Linked DNA regions of Homo sapiens: region 1 is linked to region 2. Evidence: chromatin loops called from intact Hi-C (ENCODE). Cell type or tissue: PC-9. All regions are shown on one strand. Links, peaks and the distances in the headings refer to the core of each region. The heading gives the core; the rest is flanking DNA.

Region 1 (10,296 bases), core at 5,190-7,689, 71 kb after region 2:
TCAGTGCCATGTACACTGGGTCTTATGAAGAAATCAATGACAAGAACATCGATATTAATCATCATATATTGTATATATTGTATACATATATTGTACCTGTTAAGTGCAATTAACAATATTCAGCAAGGTATGCTTTTATTCTTCTTTCCTCTCTTTCTTTCTCCTTACAAAACCATTCTTGAGTACATGCTATGTATCCACATCATTCCAGATTTGAGCTAGAATTATTCTACTCTGAAGTTTTTATTTTATAATACAGAGTGTTTATAATAAATTGATGGAGGTAGAGAAGTCTGGATAGTACATGTTTTATCAAAACGTCCTTTTATGCTTTTCCCCTTATACCGTATCAGGTAAGGAATTATTTTCTTCATCAGGCATTTAATTAGTATAACTTTAAATGTACAAACTTTAGAAAACATAATTAATAATTTTGTAGTATGACTTGAATATTAATGCCATCAAATTGTCTGCATAAGTCAGTTACACTCTAGAGATATTAAAAATGCTAAGCTTGGGCTCCTTTTACATAAAATACTTGAGACTGACAACCTTATTATCCTGAACTCTGTTTTTTCATCTTCATCCTATGGCTTCATTTCCCACTTCCAGCTGCCTGGACCTCCCACTGCTGAGTTTTTCAGAACAGAGAGCGAGCGAGCATGTCCTTCAAGGCAAACTCAGGAACTGAGACTTTGTCCAAAAACAGATCAGACTTATTTTAGAAAAACAAGTTAAATATTTTTCCCATTTGCAAAGATGCCGGTTTTCTATGTCTGTTTTCCTACTTACAGTGTTAGATTTTCTTCTTCTTCTTTGGTTTATTTTCTTTTTGATTAGTAGCAGGTTATGCTGCATGTCAACATTTTGGCAAACCACAGATGATTCTGACAAAAAACAAACAACTTTAATTTCTAATCACTCTATCCATTGAGGACAGGGCTTACATTTTCATCTTCATTTAAACCAGCTTCTTGACTGCTTTAATTAGCTCCTTCATGCCATCTCAGTTAGCTGGAATCTTAGCTTGCACCACAAAATGCTTTATAACTACCTGTGAAGCAGTAGCCAAACCCCAGGCAACTGTTTTGAATTTGTTATGGAGGTCTGGTCCAAGGAGCAGCTGTTGTATGGAGTGGAGGATGAGGATGGGGGAAGGAAAAGTAAGGAGAATTTGAGAAGACTCAAAGGTTGAGAAATCTATGGCCAAAGTGTGTGCACATGTGTGTGTGCATGTGTGCACGCATGCACATGTGTCTATTTATGATTCCATTTGCTTGACTCATTCCCCTCCACGATGGAAGACAGTATGAGCCATGGGGAATCAACTGCCCACTGAGGAATTTAAATGAAAATGCTCAAGGGCTGGTCTGGCAAATTTTAAGAACAAAGTTGTCTAGAATTATAATGGATGCCTCCTCCCTTCTTGGGAATGGGAGTTTGTCTTGTGGTTTTCATTTTTAGATGAGGAAATCAGAGCTCAAAAAGATCCCGTTCATTTTTTCCCATTCATTAACTATCGCATACCTGCGAAGTCTCCTGAGCTTTCCTGGGCATTCTCGATACCTCGCTCCACAGGACACCCTCCAGAAACCTGTAGCTCAGTGGGAGATAAGCCAGCAAGATAGCTGTTTCTGTTCATTAGTTAATTCATGATCTTAAAAGCATTATTTAACATGGGCTAAAATAAATAAAAAAGAAATGAGAATCAGTTTCTCCCCTAAGAGAGATGATAGTCTGGAAGGCATGGAAGAATGAGCCTTATTCACCTTCCTCTTCTGCTCTCTTGCCCTTATAAACCTCCTTTTCTCTCTCCCCTAACAGGACACCTTTGTCTTTTGCCTGTCTATTCTCCCAGTCCCTCAGCCAAGTCCTGGGCTCTCTAGCCCTCCTACATTGCCAGAACTCCATGACCTATTTCAGCAATGTGTATAATGTAGATTTCCTTGCTCTTGTTCTTCCATTTTCCACCCATGTCATGCACCAGAGCTATCCAGACTTACTGGGGAAAGTTAATAAGGCAACTTGTTTCCTTGCAAATTCTCCCCAATAATCTTAACTGAGGCCCTTCTGCTGCTCAAGAATTTTCCTTCTCATCTCCTGCTGTCTGTCAGGTCCCCTGTGGTATCCCTTCTAGACCTTTCTCATGTTCTAAAAGCTCTAAGCCTAGCTGTTGCCTCCTGTTATGCCTGGGGTAAGGTCTCATGATGGGAACTCTTTCAGGATGCCTCAAGATCCCTGCAGTTTCACCATTTCTTCCATACTGTTCCCCATTCTCTGTCCATTCTTCAGTCCTTTGAATTACAGCTTCAAGCATCACCACCCAATTAATAATGATAGTAAGAGCTATCATTTTAAATTTATATTAGCAGGAGGCAAACAACATTGGCAAAGATGAAACCATTCTTCTAGTCATAGAACAGCTGTTTGAGAAAACACGGGCACCTGGAAGAGCAAAAGGAAGAAAGACTGAACACTTTTAAAGACAGAAGTGATGCCAAATTGTAAAGATTCTGACTTATTGGAAGCATTCATTGCATTTAGGCATCTTGCAAACACGTATTTCTCCATGGTTTACACCCTGTTTGCCTACCCTTCCACTACATAATAACCATCTTTGACTTCTCAAAAAATACTTGGTAAAACTTAATTAGTGCTAATTTCTCTATAACTTTAAAATAAAATTTTAAAATCTACAAGTAATAAATTTATCTTGTAAAGAACTAACATTGCAGATGAGGTTCTCCAAAGTGTCTTTGCCCATCAGCCCTAGTTTTAATTTTCTCTCTTGCTTTGCCCACAGAGAACCTTTGCTATCGGTTTGAGGTACATTCTACTAAGACATTTTCAGGCATTCATATAAATATATGTCACCACTGCCAATTTGCAGTTGTGCACATGTGTACTACCCTTGCCCTTGAGCATGCATGTGCACACAAACAGAACCTGATACTGAAACCATCATACTGTACTATCCTCGGTTTCTGAGGGAACTGTATAAACTGCCGTTCTGGTTTCACATGAAACAGCAACTTGGAAACAACATCTTATTCACGAGAATGTAAAAAACAAAACTGCATTGCTGCTTTAGATGGTTGAACAGGTGAGGCTCCTCAGTTTATCTGAATCTTGTCCATTTGTTTTCTAAATACATAGAAATGTGGATTCACATCCAGCTGATTTACCTCTGGGTAGAGATTCCTGGATCAAATACTAAAGATCTATTTGCCATTTGATAAAGTGATTTTTGGGATTGTTCCTTTTTGCCTTCACAATCACCTAGCTAAAAAGTCAAATCACAACCCTCCCCTGATATATACATAAGCTGCCCCTGACAATGACCCCAGACACGGGGAGGGATGCCAAGTGCTGGGATTATTTACATCCACTTTTTTCTCTACAATGACTGACTGTTTACCTCTCTCCTTCCTTGGGCGTTTCCCTTATCCTGACTCTCATAGCAGCCTCCATTTCACAGTGCCATACTGTGGGTTAACTACTTTCTAAATTGAGAAATATTTTTTACTGATCCCTAGTAGTTAAAACTGCAGCACTCCCTGTTTGTTCCCTTTAGTTTTTATACAATGATTTTTTCTCTAAGACAATAGAAATTTAAACTGGAAATCCAACTTACCCTTCCTCTATTTTCACCACAACTTTTCTTATAAACAAACACCTATGTCCATATTTTCCTGGCAGTCCTAACTCAGTTCCTTGGTTCCATCTTCTTCTTTGCCTCTTTCTCTTCTTTCTTTCTTTCTTTTTTTTTGAGACAGAGTTTTGTTCTTGTCGCCCAGGCTGGAGTGCAATGGCGCGATCTCGGCTCACCGCAACCTCCGCCTCCCGGGTTCAAGTGATTCTCCTGCCTCAGCCTCCCAAGAAGCTGGGATTACAGGCATGCGCCACCATGCCCGGCTAATTTTTTGTATTTTTTAGTAGAGACGGGGTTTCTCCATGTTGGTCAGGCTGGTCTCGAACTCCCGACCTCAGGTGATCCGCCCACCTTGGCCTCCCAAAGTGCTGGGATTACAGGCGTGAGCCACCGCGCCCGGCCTCTCTTCTTTCTTTCATACTCAGTTTTCCTAAGAAATTTGTCTACACTTCATACCTCCACTTCCACACTTTCCATTCCTTCCTTCCTCACTGCATTCCTTCCATCCTGACATCTGGTCCATGCCTCCAGCTCTCCGCTGAAATCATCTTTGCTAAGGTCACCCTCAGGAACCTGGATGATAAACCGGTAGACACTACAAAGTCTTTTTCTCTGCTGCATTGGAAGTGGTTGAGCAATTCTTTCCTCTCAGACCCCTCTCTACTTCTTTGGAGGACACCTCTTGCCTTGGTTCCCCTCTTTCTGGTTCAGTACACTCCACCACTTACTGCTACGGTGATTCACCCTTGGGCATCACACATTTTCACTCTTCTGCTTTCTGTATGGGTAGGTTCATCCCATTTAAAAGAGGGACCTTCTCTTCCCACACTTCCATTTGTCCTAGTTCATTTGCATTGCAATAAAGGAATACTTGAGGCTGGTCATTTATAAAGAAAAGAGCTTTATTTGGCTCATTGTTCTGCTGGGCTGTACAAGTCGCATGGTGCCATTGCTTGGGGGAGGGACAGGAGGGCCTCAGGGAGCTTCCAGTCATGTTGGAAGAGGAAGGGAAGCTTGCATGTGCAGAGATCAGGTGATGAGAGAGGAAGCAAGAAAGGGCGGAAGTGCCAGGCTCTTTTTAACAACCAGCTCTTGTGGGAACTAATAGATTAAAAACCCACTCACCACCCTGTCAAGGGAAGACACTAATCTAATCTGCACTAATGAAGGGTCTGCACCCATGACCCAAACACCTTCAATCCAGCCCCACTTTCAACATTGGGGGTTAAATTTCAGCATGAGATTTGGAGGGACAAACATCCAAACTATTGTCTTTTGCCTGTCTGTTCTCCCAGTCATTACCCATGTCATTACCGTATTCTCAGTCCCTCTGCCCCAAAACACTGCAGATCTTTTCCCCACTGCATCTTCAATCCAACCAGTCACCATATTCTGTGTTGTTGTCTTTTTAAATTAAATCTCAAATCCAATCTTGTTGACGCATTCAGTTCCCTCTCTGTGTGTCCCTTGCCACTTTCTTAGTTTAGACGTTAATTGCTCAGACTGTTACAACAATTCCTAGCTGTGAGGTCCTCTTCTAGCCTCTATAGAACACTGTTAGGAACACGGTAGGTGCTATGGTTCAGATTTTTGTGTCCCCCCCAAAATTCATATGTTGGAACCTAATTCTTAAGGTGTTATTATTAGGAAGTGGGGCATTTGAGAGGTGATTAGGAGATGAGGACAGTGTCCTGATGAATGGAATTAGTCCCCTTATAAAAGAGGCCTGAAGGAGTCTTTTGCTCCTCTCACCACATGCAGACCCAGCTGGAAGGCACTATCTATGAGGAAGAGGGACCTCAGCAGACACTGAATCTGCTGGCGCCTTGATCTTAGACTTCCAGCCTCCACTACTGGGAGCAATCACTTTCTGTTGTTTGTAAGTTACTCAGTCCTAGTTATTTGGTATAGCAGCCTGAATGGGCCAATACACCAGGTCCTCAGGAGATATTAATTGAATGAACATCTTCAAAATATTAGATACTTCCATAGACAAACTTCATATCTTCTCATGTTCACTTTCTGCTTAAAGACTTTTGCCAACTTCCTGTTGCCTACAAAATAGAATTGAAATGACTGTGCTGGTGAATGGCAGTCCACTCTTCTCTTTACATTCTCTCCTGCCTTGTCCACCTCTGCAGTGCCCTTCACCTTCCCATCACATCAAACTGTGATTCACCCTTGGGCCCCACACATGTTCATGCTCCTGCTTTCTCTGGATAAGTTCATCCCATTTAAACCAGGGGCCAGCCTTCTCGTCCCATACTTCCATTTGTCTCAGTCCATTTGTGTTGCTATAAAGAAATACCTGAGTCTGCTAATTTATTAAACATTGAGGCTGCTCTCGGTCCCCTCCTATTCCATAATTTCTCATGGTTATGGCATGTAAAGGCTGTTCCCCTGCCTAGAATGCCCTTTCTCCTTGTCTTTCTGGCAACCCCTTGGTATCCCCTGGACAGAGTCTTCCTTTCCTCCTTCACTGTCACCAGGCCCTCTATTAATCACATAATGTCACAATAGTGTATCTCCATTCCCTGGACTTTGAGGCTCCAGAGGGCAGGGAACTGTTGTTTATTCATTCTGGAGACCAAACTAAACATTTTACAAAGTAGTCCATGGAGGTCTCTTATCAGAATCACCTATGAGGCTGGTTAAATGTAGATTCCCAGGCTCTGTGACTCAACTGCAAATTCTGTTTGTCTTGGTCGTGGGACTGTCCTAGGCAAATCTTACGGACATGAATGTTTGAGAACACTTCTACAGCATCCAACAAATATTTGATGAATAAAAACTTGATTAAAAAAGTACTGAGATCCCTGCTCCTAAAATTCTGCTCTATTTCCTTCATTCCTCTGGGGTGTAGTTTGGCTGGGGACAGGCCCAGGTATTTGGCTCAGTCATAGATCAAAGTGACCTAAATGGGAAACAGCTGTGCGTTATTCCCCAACCATGTCACGCAAGTACCTATTGTCCTGTCCAAAACGCCAAATTAGGTTTAGGGCCATTCAAATTCCGGAAGATGGTTGGCTGTGATAAGAACTAACAAATTCTTGCTCAAGTGGAAACTGGTTTTGCAGGGCATACTCTGCATTTTTAACTCACTAAAGCCAAGTTCTTAAGTTTAAGTGGTTCGTAAGTATCTTCTAATGAGCTGCACGGTTCCATTTGCTGTGCCTATCATCGGTATTGATAACTCTAGTATCAGCTAGTAGCCCTCACCTGTTGACACTGAGTGGATTGTGAATGAGCTTTTTTAGACTTTAGATGAGACTGCTGGGAGACTGTAATGATAGGCAAGCCTTGTTTTGGCCACAAACTCTCTAAAATGTCCTTTTTAATCTTGAGCTCTAGCAACACAATTTTGAGATCTGTCATAATGCACCATACCAGAACCCACGAAGACTTTACAAAACATACATCATCTGAATGACCTCAAGACTACACGACAACACATATTTGTTGTATTTGTTATTTACCAAATATGTATGTATTATGTATCATTACTTACCAACCAATGAAATCTTTTCTTTTTTTTTTTTTCTTTCTTTTTTTTTTTTTTGAGACAGAATCTTGCAGAATCTTGCTCTGTTGCCAGGCTGGAGTGCAGTGGCATGATCTCTGCTCACTGCAACCTCCGCCTCCCAGTTCAAGTGATTCTCCTGCCTCAGACTCCCGAGTAGCTGGGATTACAGGTGCAAGCCACCATGCCCGGCTAATTTTTTTGTATTTTTTAGTAGAGATGGGGTTTCACCATATTAGCCAGGATGGTCTTGAACTCCTGACCTCGTGATCCACCCGGCTTGGCTTCCCAAAGTGCTGGGACTACAGGCTTGAGCCATCACGCCCGGCCAATGAAATCTTTTAAAAATTCCATATAGATGCCGCAGTTCCACTTCGGGATATATATATCCTAAGGACTTGAAATTATGTTGAAGAGATATCTGTACTCCCATGTTTACTGCAGCACTGTTTATAATAGCTAAAATAGGAAATTTTCCTGTGTCCATCAGTGAACGAATGGATAAAGAAAATGTGGTATATACACACAATGGAATACAATTTAGCCTTAAAAAGAAAGAAATCCTATAATTTGCAACAACAGGGATGGATATGGAAGACATTATGCTAAGTGAAATAAGCCAGGCACAGAAAGACAAATACTGCCTGCTCTCACTCATATGTGGAATCTAGAATAATTTAACTAATAGAGAGCAAAATGATGGTAAAATGATTTTTGCTCCAAATAATGTAAAAATACCAGAGGCTGGAGGTCAGGGAATGGGGAGGTGGTGGTAAAGGGGTAGAAAGTTAGACAAGAGGAATAAATGATAAGTATTTAAGGGGATGGATATGTTAATTAGCTTGATTCCAACATTCCTCGTTGTATACATACACCATAACATCACTGTGCACCCTATAATTATATCTGATTATAATTTGTAAAAAAAATAAATAAAAGGACACATAAAAATGTAGAAACACACTGATATCATATACGGGTGAATACATATTTGTATCTGAGATATGGAAAATAAAGACACCAGGAGTGATTTGAAATTGCTCTTTCTGGTTCCTTTGTGGAGGAGTTAAGACCTGTCTATGGCATCCAAGAAGAAACAGGATATGGATTGGCAATTAAGCCACCAGCTGGATTGCTCAGATAATGCCACAGTTAGGTGGAGCCTTAGAGGTCATCTAACTTTATTTAGTACATATTACTTATTCTTTAACATTTCCATCATTTCTTTATTACACAAATAACACACAGTCGTTATTGAAACCAGAAAAAAGAAATAATTTGAAAAGATGACAAAACCAATGTTACATTGGAGAATACATTCTTTTAGACATTTTCCCATGCATATGTAGTGTTAGCCATCAGAATGTATTAGTTTTCTATTGCTGCTGTAACAAGTTACTGCAAACTTAACAGCTTAAAACAACACAAATCTGTTATATTACAGTTCTATAGGTTAAAAGTTTAACACAGGTTTAACAGGGCTAAAGCTGGGGTGTTTGGCAGGCTGTGTTCCTCCTCTTTAGGTTGGGAAGAATCTGCTTCCTTGCCTTTTTCCAGCTTCTAGAGGCCATCCACATTCCTTGGTTCACGGCCCCTTCCTCTATCTTGAAAGCCAGTAGTGCAGCATCTCTCTGACCATTCTTCCCTCATCACATCTCTCCTTGACCACAGCTGGGAAAATCTCTCCCTGATTTTAAGAACCCATATGATTAGACTGGGCCCACATGTATAACATAGGACCCTATCTCAATGTTGTAACTTAATCATATCTGCAAAATCCCTTTTGCCATGTAAGGTAACATAGTCTCAAATTCTGAGAATTAGGATGTGGACATGTTTAGGGCTATTATTTTGCCTATCACACATAGAGATGAAACAACTCATGTTCGTGCAGGATACGTGACTTACCCAAGATCACAGGCTGGTAAATATTGGATCTATTAGTTAAACTTTTTCAGCGAGTCTGATGCAATTAGATTCTCTGGTGGAAATTCATGATGAAAGAGATGTAAGGAACTAATGGAAATTACTGATGAAAGGGACATAACAAAGAAATGCAGAGCTTGAATGGACTTAGTTCTGAGTCTCACACTTTGTTCTCAGTCTACAGATACCATGATCTTGATCTCTCAAAAGCAGGCATTGGCACAGGAGGTGCCTGTCTGTTTCTGCTGCCACTCTTGACATCTCTCAGATGACCCCTTCTGGCTCCTTTCAATTTCCTTCTTTTGCTGTTTGGCTTGGCTTCTGCTGTCTCCTGCTTCCACCGGCTGCCTCCTTTCCATGAGTCTCTCGGTTTCTGGATCCTATTGCCACTTGCATTTCTCTCTGTGTCATTTTCAAGTTCCCTAAAAGAAAATATCTGATATAGTTCATTGTTCACTGCAGGGCACTAGGCAACCCTTATCGTGTAGAGATTCCCACTGTGTTATCTCCCTGGCTGCCAGCCAGTTTGCTGATGGCTGTCTTCAAAGACAACTGCCATTTCCTGGTTTCATCAGCCAGGATCATAGGGTCAAACGTGACAATCTGCACGTACGAAATCACTCATGGTCACCTCCCTCAGCATAGCACCACGGGCAGGGTAGGCACAGAGAGACTTTTCTCCGAATCCTGGACTGGAATTTTCTTCCTGGCTCACCCCTGCATATACTGAAGCTGAGCCATATCGGGGTACCACAGCTAGAATGATGTAGCTGAATGAATGAGCGTGAGAAGGGGCCAAAGGGGAGGAAGACATCAGTCCCGAGAACCAAGACTGAATATGGGCATTTGGAAAACAGTTTAGGTAATTGCATTCAGTACTTCAAGGCTCTAATTGCTGTTCTTTAACAAGGAGGCCACATTGGCTTATGAAAAGTTCTAAAATTATATAATTTTTATCAGTAACCAGGACCTCAAGTTGCTCCCACAAACCACATAGGGCCTTGCAAAATGAGGCTTTGGGAAGGGGACTCTGATGTTTCTAAATTTCGCACCCTTTGGTTTCTCCAGCTACATTAGCTCTGAAAGGGGCACAAAATGGCCTCATTAACTGGGGAAGAACGAGTCTAAACGAGTTTCAGAAGAAGAAAAGGTCTCTTGGATCCATTGAGCCCTGCCACCACCCCCACCAACCTTCCTA
Region 2 (10,296 bases), core at 5,002-7,501:
TCAAGATGTCCTCTCGACGATGCCTCCTGCAGTGCTCTTGTACCTCTCCATTCCTCTCTGTCCCTACTGCTGTCATGTTCAGGCCACTTCCATTCTCATCTGGATTACTGCATTGGCCCTTGAGACTTGGCTCATCTCTCTATAACCCTTTCTTCATGCTGTAGCCAGAGCTGATGTCTCTAAAATGTCAACTGTGTCATGTGAGTTCCCAATCTCTAAACTTTTTAGTCAGCTAATGAAATTTTAATATTATGGAATTACTATGGAAATGTTTTAAGTTTGATAATGGTATTATAATTTTATATTATATATATTATATATATATATATATATTTTTAAAGAGTCTTTGTCTTTTGAAGATTCATACTGAGTATTTGCAGGCCAATAACCCAGTGGGGTGGGGAAAGTGGGGAGACGTAAAACAAGGTTTTCCATGTGCTGAGAATTATTGAAGCTAGGTAATTGATACTACTCTTTCTACTTTTGAAACATTCTACAATAAAATGTTTTTAAAAGAAAATCCCTAAACCCAAGCAAAACAAAAAGTACTGCAATGTCTTTCTTATTGTTCTTAAGACAATGTCCAAAATTCTTAAGGTGACTCATAAGGCCATGCATGGTCTGGCCTCTGTCTACCTGTTTTTCAAGTGCAGGACCCCTAGGACTTATTGAAGGTTTGTGAAGTGGATGGATGGATAGATGGATTAGTGGGTAGATAGATGGATGGGTAGATGAATGGATGGGTAGATGAATGGATGGATGAATAGATGGATGGTTGGTGGATGGGTAGATAGATGAATATCTAGATGGGTGGATGGATCAATGGGTAGATATATGATGGATGGATGGATGGATAAATGAATAGATAGATGGTGGGTGGATGGATGGATGGATGAATAGAAAATTGGGTGGATTGTTGAATGGATGGGTGGATTAATGAACGGATGGATGGGTGGATAGATAGTGGATGGATGGCTGAGTAGATGGATGGTGGATGGGTGGATGGATAGGTGAAGGGGTGGATGGATGGATAGATGAATAGATGGATGGGTGGGTGGGTGGATGAATGGAATGATGGATGGATGGATATATGAGTGGGTAGATAGATGGATGGATGGCAGATGAATGAATAGATGGATGGGTGGATGGATAGGTGAATGGGTGGATGGATGGATAGATGGGTGGATAGATGAATAGATGGATGGGTGGGTGGGTGAATGGAAGGATGGATGGATGGATGAGTGGATGGATGGATGGGTGGAAAGAGAATAGGAAAGGATCCTATGTTCCTACCCTCACTCTGCAAGTAACTTTCTTTGAGACCTTTGACCTCTCACTCTCTTTGGATCTCAGTTTCCTCATTTGCGACGGGAAGAGTAAACAAGCTCATTTTTTAGGAGAAAGGTGCCAATTTTAATTCTTTTATTATTTTGGAAGTCACGGTAATATTTGTTTTTAAAAATTGTTTCATTGTTAAAAAATAAAAAATTTACATCTTCTGGATTAGGTGACATTTCAGATCCTTCCCAACTGCAATAGACTGTGATTATAGGGAGGTTTTACAAGTTAAAACATATGGATTTGGAGAACACACAGCACAGATTTTTCTCAAAAATCCTGATTTAATAAAATTTATTTTTTTCTAGTAAAGGAACTTGTTATAGGACTTACTAACACAATTCAATTTGTAAGCCTTTTAAAGACACCCTTATAAAACATTCGCAAATTAGAAAAGCAGGCTTTTCTTGGACCATATGTTGAGATTTGGGGTTTAGAAGTATGCTCACTGTCCACATGGTGCAAGCAAGCACTCTACATAAACAGGACCTTTGGATGAGGAGATCCTTGTGGATTATAACTGTGGCTGCTCCATCTTTGTTACCCCAGCTCAGCACCTGGTGCATAGTAAGTGCTCAGTAAAATTTGGCTTTAAATGAGGACGTAGGATGAAGAAGACTCTCAGTGGGGCTCTGTTAGAATTTTCAGTGATAGGAAAGGAAAATAACTTCCTTCCAAAGAAAGGAGTGGGTGGGGAGAAAGCTAGAAATATGGATGAAGGAAGGCGTACTCTTGGACCAAGCATGGGTAAAAATGGCAGGTCTTCTGCCTGTAGGGTGTTTCTCTCTATAGATTGAAATAAGCATGATTGAGCAAGGCAGCTTTTATGCCCCCTCAAAACAGCCTAGGTTCCTGATTTCCTGGCTAATCCACTTCATTTCCTACACTGAGGCTTGTGGACCATCCAGTCTATGTTTTTTCTTATCTCTCTTTGGATGTTTCTCTAGTCTGATATCTGACCCAGGTTTTCCAAACTTCTGTAACTCCCATTCAACCATGTGCAGCTGGCAGCACATGATGGTATTCACAGCAGGAAGAACTGTGGCCTGCAAGTCAGGAGACCTGGGCTCGACTCTCAGGTGTGCAACTTCAGGCAGTTCAGCCATTCCTGAGTCTCAGTTTCCTCAGGCATCAAATAAAGAGATCAGACAAAAATGCATCCTCAGTTTTGTATCTTATTTAGGTTATAACCTGGATATATAATTAGTGGGATACCAGAAAAGGCCTTTATCAGTTATGAATATTATAAATTGAGTGAAGCTCTCTGGTTAGCTTGTCGCCAAATGAGTAGTGTCCTAGGGGAATGGAGACTGATCTAGCTCTGTCTCCCTGATGGTTCTGCCTTAGGGTAATTCTGGGCCCAGGATCAATGCAGCCAACAGAACTACTTCCTGGGCTGCTAACAGTATCTGAAGCAGAGGTCTGTAGAAACTACAGAATCACTGACTTGTCTTCCTTAGCAACTTTATTTCCTCAGGCTGTGGAGCCCTACCAAGATTTTGCTTGACAGTTAATGAGGGAGTCCTTCTACCACGTTGGGATTCACACAGTTTATTTTGGTAGGTAACTAAGGCAGACAGAGATCATTAAACCCTTCATAAAACAGCCCATCAGCCACCTGCTTGCAGAGCAAAAGGCTGCTCTTTGGCAGGAAAGACTGTGTTCTTCAGCCCACTCTTGGGTCCCATGCAAGATTCTAATGAGGTTGCCTGTGAAAACTTTTTGGTTATGATATATTTCTTTCCATTTGTATAAAAGCAACCAATAAATACCAGTGATCTTGTCAGGCCATGCCAAAGAAGAATTTGTTGGGGATTTAATATCCCAATGCATTGGACATACTTGAATTTGGCTGAACAGCCAAATTGGGTGGTTTGGCTCAATTTAACCAGTTTAAATGTTGTTGGTGTATAGCTTTGCAAATGACTTTGGTTCTTACTGAATGATCACTGGAGGGGATTGGCTTATAAATGAATTCAAAATCCTCAGGTGTGTTTTAAAGATCTACAAAACAAGTCTCTCCTTTGTTGTAAATGGGCAAGACTCAATAAAGAGAGTGAGATGAAAAGAGCTATTAGTTCATCTGTTAGGGCATCCAAATATGCACCCAGAAGGCATAGCAACAAATAATTCATGCTTTAACATGTTCTACAAACAGCAAGGTATTCCAAACTACTGCCAACCACCTGACCAGGAAAAAGGGCATGGTGGTGATCATGAAATAATTGAGGGTAAAAGGCAGGGTTATAAGTCCTTTAAACCCTTTTGAGCTTAGGTAATGTCTTGCTGGGCACGTGGCTCTGATTCTTTCTCTGGTCTTTGCCAGCAGATTTTTAGGAATCTCCTGGCAGAAGAGCATTGTTTGTGGCACCTTCCACTTCTGCAGCACTCTTGGATGCTGACTATTTACAAGGACTTTCAACTGCCTCCTTCACCCATCTGGTATTAATTTTTATTTCTTCGTTATTGAGTCTCTGATTCATCTCTACGCAGACCTTTGAGTTTCCTGAAGGCTTTGCTTCCCCAGACAGGGTGCCCCACCCAAGTAAGTTCACTTGCTGTTTGCTTTGAGGAAAGTCAGGATCTAGAGTTCCCCAGCTCAGAGAACAAGACTATGACTCACTTTATCATCAAAGTCAGGATGGAGAGGATTTCCTTCATCTCCCTTTACTCTCACTCCCACGTCTGATCGTCTCATGGGTAATGGGGTCTTGGCATTTCTAGCTTGTAGGATCTCCCAGCTCCCTTCATTCTGTCCTGTGTCTCCATCTCAGTTGCCTCTGTCTTAGCTCACAGTCTCTCTCCTGGACTGTTGCAATTGTCTTCATATTGTATCCTAAAGGCAATGGGGTAGGCTTGGAAATGCTTTCAGTGGGAATTAACTCGATCACATTTTCTTGCATAAGAATCACACTGAAAATAGTCACTAATTCATTGAAGGGGCAGTTGAAATGGAGGTGGAGAGAAATCCATTATAAAGCTATACTCCAGTTGAGAATTATAAGGAAGGTTCGGATTAAGCTGGAGACAGGGACAGTGAAGAGGAGAGGAAATGGATATTTAGCAAGGAGAACCGAAAGAGCATAGTAACTGATTTGAATTACAAGGTGGGAGACGGAGCCGTTGGTAATAAATGTCTCCTGGATAAAACCTCTGGAGACTGCATGGATGCTAGTATCATTCTGAGAAAGAAGAAATTAAGAATTAAGTCTACGGGGGAAATGGTGAATTTGAATGCGGCATGTTAAGTTCCAGTTTCATGTGGAGACTATCCAATGGGGAGAGAATCTGTAAGCAGTTATATATCCCAAGTCTGAGATTCAGAGAGAGAGAATGTTGAAGACAGAGATTTTATAGTCATGAGCCTAGAGCTGGCAGTTAAAGCAAGAGAGCTTATAACATCTGCCAGACAGAGCTTGTTAAATGAGATAGGGGGCCAGGCACGGTGACTCACACTTGTAATCCCAGCACTCTGAGAGGCCGAGGCGGGCAGATCACCTCAGGTCAGGAGTTTGAGACCAGCCTGGCCAACATGGTGAAACCCCGTCTCTACTAAAAATACAAAAATTAGCTGGGTATGGGGGTGCGGGCCTGTGATCCCAGCTACTCGGGAGGCTGAGGAAGGAGAATTGCTTGAAACTGGGAGGTGGAGGTAGCAGTGAGTACTCCAGCCTGGGCTATAGGGTGAGGCTCCGTCTCAAAAAAATAAATTAAAAAAAAAAAAGATAGATAGGAAGATGGTAGGATCCTGGGGACTATCACTCCTAGAGGGCCGCACAGAGAAGAGAGGCCTGAAGGAGAGATTCAGGATGGTGCGTTATTACACAAAGAACAGAGGAAAGAACTTGACAATTAGATTATGCAGATTCTTGAGATCAGTTTCAAGAAAATGATGGGGACAGGCGCCAACTGCCGCTGGGTTGACTTGTGAATGAGAGATGAGAAACTGCAGACAGTCTAGACTTCTCTTTCTAGAAACTTGGCTGTAAAGAAAAGATGATAAACGGGAAATGGGTGACAGCATGCGTGGCCAGTGCACCCGAGAACAGGAAGGCACACGTGATAGTTAATTCTATGCGTCCACCTGACTAGGCCACAGGATGTCCAGACATTTGGGCAAACATTATTCTGGGTGTTCTGAGGGTGTTTTGAAATGAGATTAACGTGTAAATCAGTAAATTGAGTAAAGCAGGTGGCCCTCCCGATGCAGGTGGGCCTTGTTCAATCAGTTGAAGGCCTGAATAGAACAAAAAGGTGGACCTTCCCCTGAGCAAGAGAGAAATCCTCCTGCTTGGTCGTCTTTGAACTAGAACATTGGCTTTTTCTCACCTTTGGACTTAAATGGAGATATCAGATCTTCCTGGGTCTCAAACCTGCTGGCCTTTGTGCTAGAGCTATGTGATCCGCTCTCCTGGGTTCCAGAGCCTCAGACGCAGACAGGAACCACACCATCAGCTCTCTTGGGTCCCCAGTTTGCCAACTCATTCTGCAGATCTTGGGACCTGCCTGCCTCCATGATCACATGAGCCAAGTTCTTACAAGAAATCACTTTCTAAATATATATGTGTATCTTATTGGTTCTGAGAACCCTGAGTAATGCAGCACAAAATGGAAAAGAAAAGAGAAAAATAGAAAAGAAGGAAGGAAGGAGGGGTGAGAGGAAGGTGTGGAGCGGGGGATGAGAAACACAGCCTCTGTGCTTTGCAAGTGTGGGGAGACGGCGGGTCACTGCATCATTGTCTGTGATCGCTGACGGCGTTGATGACTCACTCATGTTACATAATTAGAATTCACCTTCAGACTTTGCTGTCTTACCATTTCGTCTCATAGAAACAAGGCTTCCTAGCTTGGCTTGTTTTCTTGTTACTCAGGGGCTGTTGCTAGCATAAGGTCATACTTAGAAAGCTGAACCCTCAATAAGATTACTCAGAGACTTGGCAGCTTTTTCCCTGGCCATTTTGTCTTTAAGTTAAAAAAAAACAACAGAAAACAGCTCACTCTTCTAAAATGACATTACACATCACTTTGAAATATGTCCTGTAGGCCAGCCCTGAAATGTATGGTCTTTCTGGACATTCATTGGAGAGAAGCTCTGTTTTTAAAAATGTAAAAAAAAAAAATTGTTTTACTCTAAAAGAGCGTCTCTGATAACCCAGTTTTTAGGAAACTATTGGCTGAAAAGAAACAACAGGAGAGGTGAGAATTTGTCCAGTTTATACCTAATTCATTTCTGCCATTATCCCATTCTGGGATAACTTCAGAAACCACGAGGGCCATTTAACCAAGAGATTTATTGGGCCTTAGAGTTCATTATGTTTCTGCCTTGTTTTTATAATGCTTTTGTTATAATATTAAAGTGACAAAGATAAACAACTTTATTTGTGGTTGTGCAGATGCCATGTGGAATATCTGCTCGGCTTGAAAAGATTCCCCTGGCTCTTCTGCCCACTCAGAACAGCGGGACCCACATTTCAGCTTGGACAACATGACCAAGCTCTGCTGTTCACAGCTGCCTGGCCCAGGCTGGGTGCCTGGCCCCAAGTTCAGGGCCAACGCCCTTTTCTGGGAATGGGGAATCAAAGCAGAAAAGCATCCTGTGCACTCACACTCTCACACACCCACACACTCACATGCACACTCACATGCACACTAACATACACACAAGTCTCACACTCACACACACTCATGCACCCTCACATACAGTCACACATGCACACTCACACACTAACATGTACACACACACTGGTACACACTCACACTAACAAGCAAATAATCACACACTCATGCACACACACACTAACATGCACACTCACACTAACATGCGGACACACACTAACATGCGGACACACACACTAATATGCACTCACACTAACGCACACACTAACCATGCACACTCACACTCACACACACACACACTAACATGCACACTCACACATGCCACACACTAACATGCACACATACACAAACATGGACACTCACACAAACATGCACACACAAACATGCACACTCACACACTAACATGCACACACACACTAACATGCACACTAACATGCACACTCACGCACACTAACATGCACACTCACACACTGGTGCACACTTGCACTAACAAGCAAATACACTCACGCACTCATGCACACTCACACACTCATACACACTAACATGCACACATGCACACAAAGTCTGTCTCCAACTGTGAATTTGGTCACTATGAGCTTCCACCTTTACCTGTTGTGAGGATTGAATAGAAGAGAGGAAAAAAATATTTCAAGAAAGAAGATCCAAATAGAAGCAGCAATGGGTGACAGGCCCTGTATCCTTGGCTGTCCTGTGGTCTCCCAGCTCCTGGATGCTGTCCCTCCTGGGAGCACGGCTGCACTCCTGCCTACTGTACCATGAGATGTGTCCTTCTTCTTACAGTGACCACGCCCTGCCGCTCTTTCTCCCCCAGTCCACTGCCAAGCTGAGTTGAACTGTATTTTGTTACTCACAGTCAAAAAAATCCTAATTCATTAGGTTACGATTTTAAAAATAAAAATATATCTTTCTTGGGTTGTATCATAAAGAATCAGGTTTGAGAATTTTGATGGTTGTGGCTTGGGAAGTGAGAGGGGGAACCTGGTCTTCTAATTAAATAACCTTCTATACTCTCTCGCCTTTTTCTTATCCCAGGAAAGCCTCAGGAACTTGTTGCAATAGGGACTGCCAGGTCCCGTTGCACTATTGGTGGAAGAGAGGTCCACACGGTGCCTACGATAAGCGATTTGTTCGTATCTATCCAGACTGCAGGTGCATACAGCCACTCATCCTCAAATGCCATCCTCAGGAGTTTATGCTGCACACAGACTGGCACATGTGCAGGAAGACATAGTGCAGGGCTACGTGCTACAACATTGTTGGTGACAGCAACATATTGGAAGCAACCTGAATTTTTGTTAATAGAGGATTGGCTACATAAATGATGCTAATCTATACAACTGGAGTACTATGATGCCATAAAAAAGAATGTACAAGGTCTTTACGTTTGGAAAGATCTCTAAGATATAATGGTGAGTGAAAAGTGTAAGATGCAGAGCACTGTGTTTTACAGGCTGTCATTTGGGGGCTGACAACATCTATTCAAATGTGCTTTCATATATATTGAAAGCACTTTGGAAGGAAAAACATCAAATCAGTACCAATGGTTTACTTGTGTGTATGAATGTGTGTATGGCAGGGGTGGGGTGGGGGTAGGTGGCTTAGGTACAAGACAGGAATAGCAAAGAGACTTTTTAACCATATACCTCTTAAGAGGTTAAAAAAAAAACCTGTTGAAGCATGTGTTGTTAACCATGACAGAGAGAGAGAGAATGAAGGGAGGGAGATAGGGAATGAAAGAAAAAGAGGGAGGGAAATGGAGGGGCAAAGAAAGGAAGGAAGGAAGAAGGGAGGGACAGAAGGAAGGAGGGAGGGAAAGAAGGAAGGAGGGAGGGAAAGAAGGAAGGAGGGAGGGAAAGAAGGAAGGAGGGAGGAAGGAAGGGAGGGAGGGAGGGAATTGGCTCTTTCCTGAAGCTACAGCTTAACAAATAAAAGCGAAGGCCACCAGCAGCGATGGTTTGAGAGGTGAAGGATGACGTAGTCATGACTCCGAGAGCTGAATTCCCTGCGCATAGTGTGAGTGAAAACCTGTGTGCGTTACATCACAGAAAGCTATTCAAAATGCCGTGAGCCCAGTGAGGTCTGCAGGACAGACATACAATTGCTTGCAAACAAGTAGCAGGACAATGAGCTTTGTTTCGTGTTTATCGGCAGATTTTCTTTGCCTCTCAAGGGAGCTGGGAGAAACTCAAGTCTGAAACTCAAACTCATCTCAGTCATTCCTTTCCCTTCAACTAGACCTGAACCTCAGGAGATCTGGAGTATGTGCTGAATTCTACTGGGAACTGAGCCCTCTGAATATTATTATTGTTTTGCTAATACTTTTTGCTGGAAAGTACATCAAACCAGGATGTGTTGTACCTCTTGCTTTGCCAGACTATTTAAAAGCAAAAGTGACCAGATATCCAACTTAAGGCTGATCCAGGTTTTTCATGATCTAGCCAGGGGAGACAAACCTTCCAGGAAAGTCTCTAGCGAAGGCCAAGGATTTTAGAAAGTATCTGTGAACAAAGAAATGCAATGTTAGTGGGCTAATTTCCATAATCAAATGAAGCTGATGCAAGTGCTTTGTGAATTGATGCCCATCAACGAGAGACTGGATAAAGAAAATGTGGCACATATACGCCATGGAATACTATGTAGCCGTAAAAATGAACAAGTTCATGTCCTTTACAGGGACATGGATGAAGCTGGAAATCATCATCCTCAGCCAATTAACCCAGGAACAGAAAACCAAACACCACATGTTCTCACTCATAAGTGGGAGCTGAACAATAAGAACACGTGAACACAGGGAGGGAAACATCACATAGCAGGGCCTGTTGGTGGGCCGGGGGCAAGGGAAGGGAGAGCATTAGGACAAATATCTAATGCATGCGGGGCTTAAAACCTAGATGACGGGTTGATAGGTGCAGCAAACCACCATGGCACACGTATACCTGTGTAACAAACCTGCACATTCTGCACATGTATCCCAGAACTTAAAAAAAAAAAGAAATGCTTTGTGAATTAGTCAGGTTCACTGATGGGAGCTTTGGTCCTGGCACCTGAGGACTGAGCTGGGGGAACCCACACCCAGGCTGCCCAAACACACAGAGGCAGGAGAGGTCAAGGGGCATCTCGTGGGTGTGGAGTTTTGGACACGGTATTGCCATTGTCAGACATGTGGCTAAGCCTGCAAGGATGAGAGAGGAAGGAGGAAACCAGCTCCTCTCAACCCTGCATCAGCCTGAGTGCTTTCAATCTCTCTCAACCCTTCTCCTCTCTTTTCTCTTTTCTCCTTCCCTCCTTCCCTGATGGTTTGCCAGGAAGCACAGAATAATG

The links. Hi-C counts contacts between places; a loop is a spot of excess contacts. Peaks named below come from ENCODE experiments on the same cell type or tissue, not always from the same donor. Only the 100,000 strongest peaks of a DNase experiment are listed, where the experiment ranks them.
Region 1: it touches region 2 in a loop (16-fold over the local background); 8 of 110 quality-filtered maps call a loop at or near these places.

What each region holds. Positions count from the first base shown.
Region 1 is chr6:11,383,539-11,393,834 of GRCh38, forward strand. LOC105374927 (a long non-coding RNA gene) reads right to left here. Exons shown (of 2, transcript XR_926477.3): 2 at 8,337-9,520. Among named protein-coding and RNA genes, the nearest start is that of TMEM170B, 150 kb to the right of the region's middle. In PC-9, for the core only: no CTCF peak of the experiment used is centred there; a DNase peak (open chromatin) is centred at 6,623; H3K27ac peaks cover 2,500 bases.
Region 2 is chr6:11,312,379-11,322,674 of GRCh38, forward strand. It overlaps LOC105374925 (a long non-coding RNA gene), which reads left to right. Exons shown (of 6, transcript XR_001743967.2): 5 at 8,008-8,384. It also overlaps a transcript of NEDD9 not described here. Among named protein-coding and RNA genes, the nearest start is that of NEDD9, 85 kb to the left of the region's middle. RefSeq lists an enhancer at 5,865-6,084. In PC-9, for the core only: no CTCF peak of the experiment used is centred there; a DNase peak (open chromatin) is centred at 6,203; H3K4me3 peaks cover 489 bases; H3K27ac peaks cover 1,736 bases.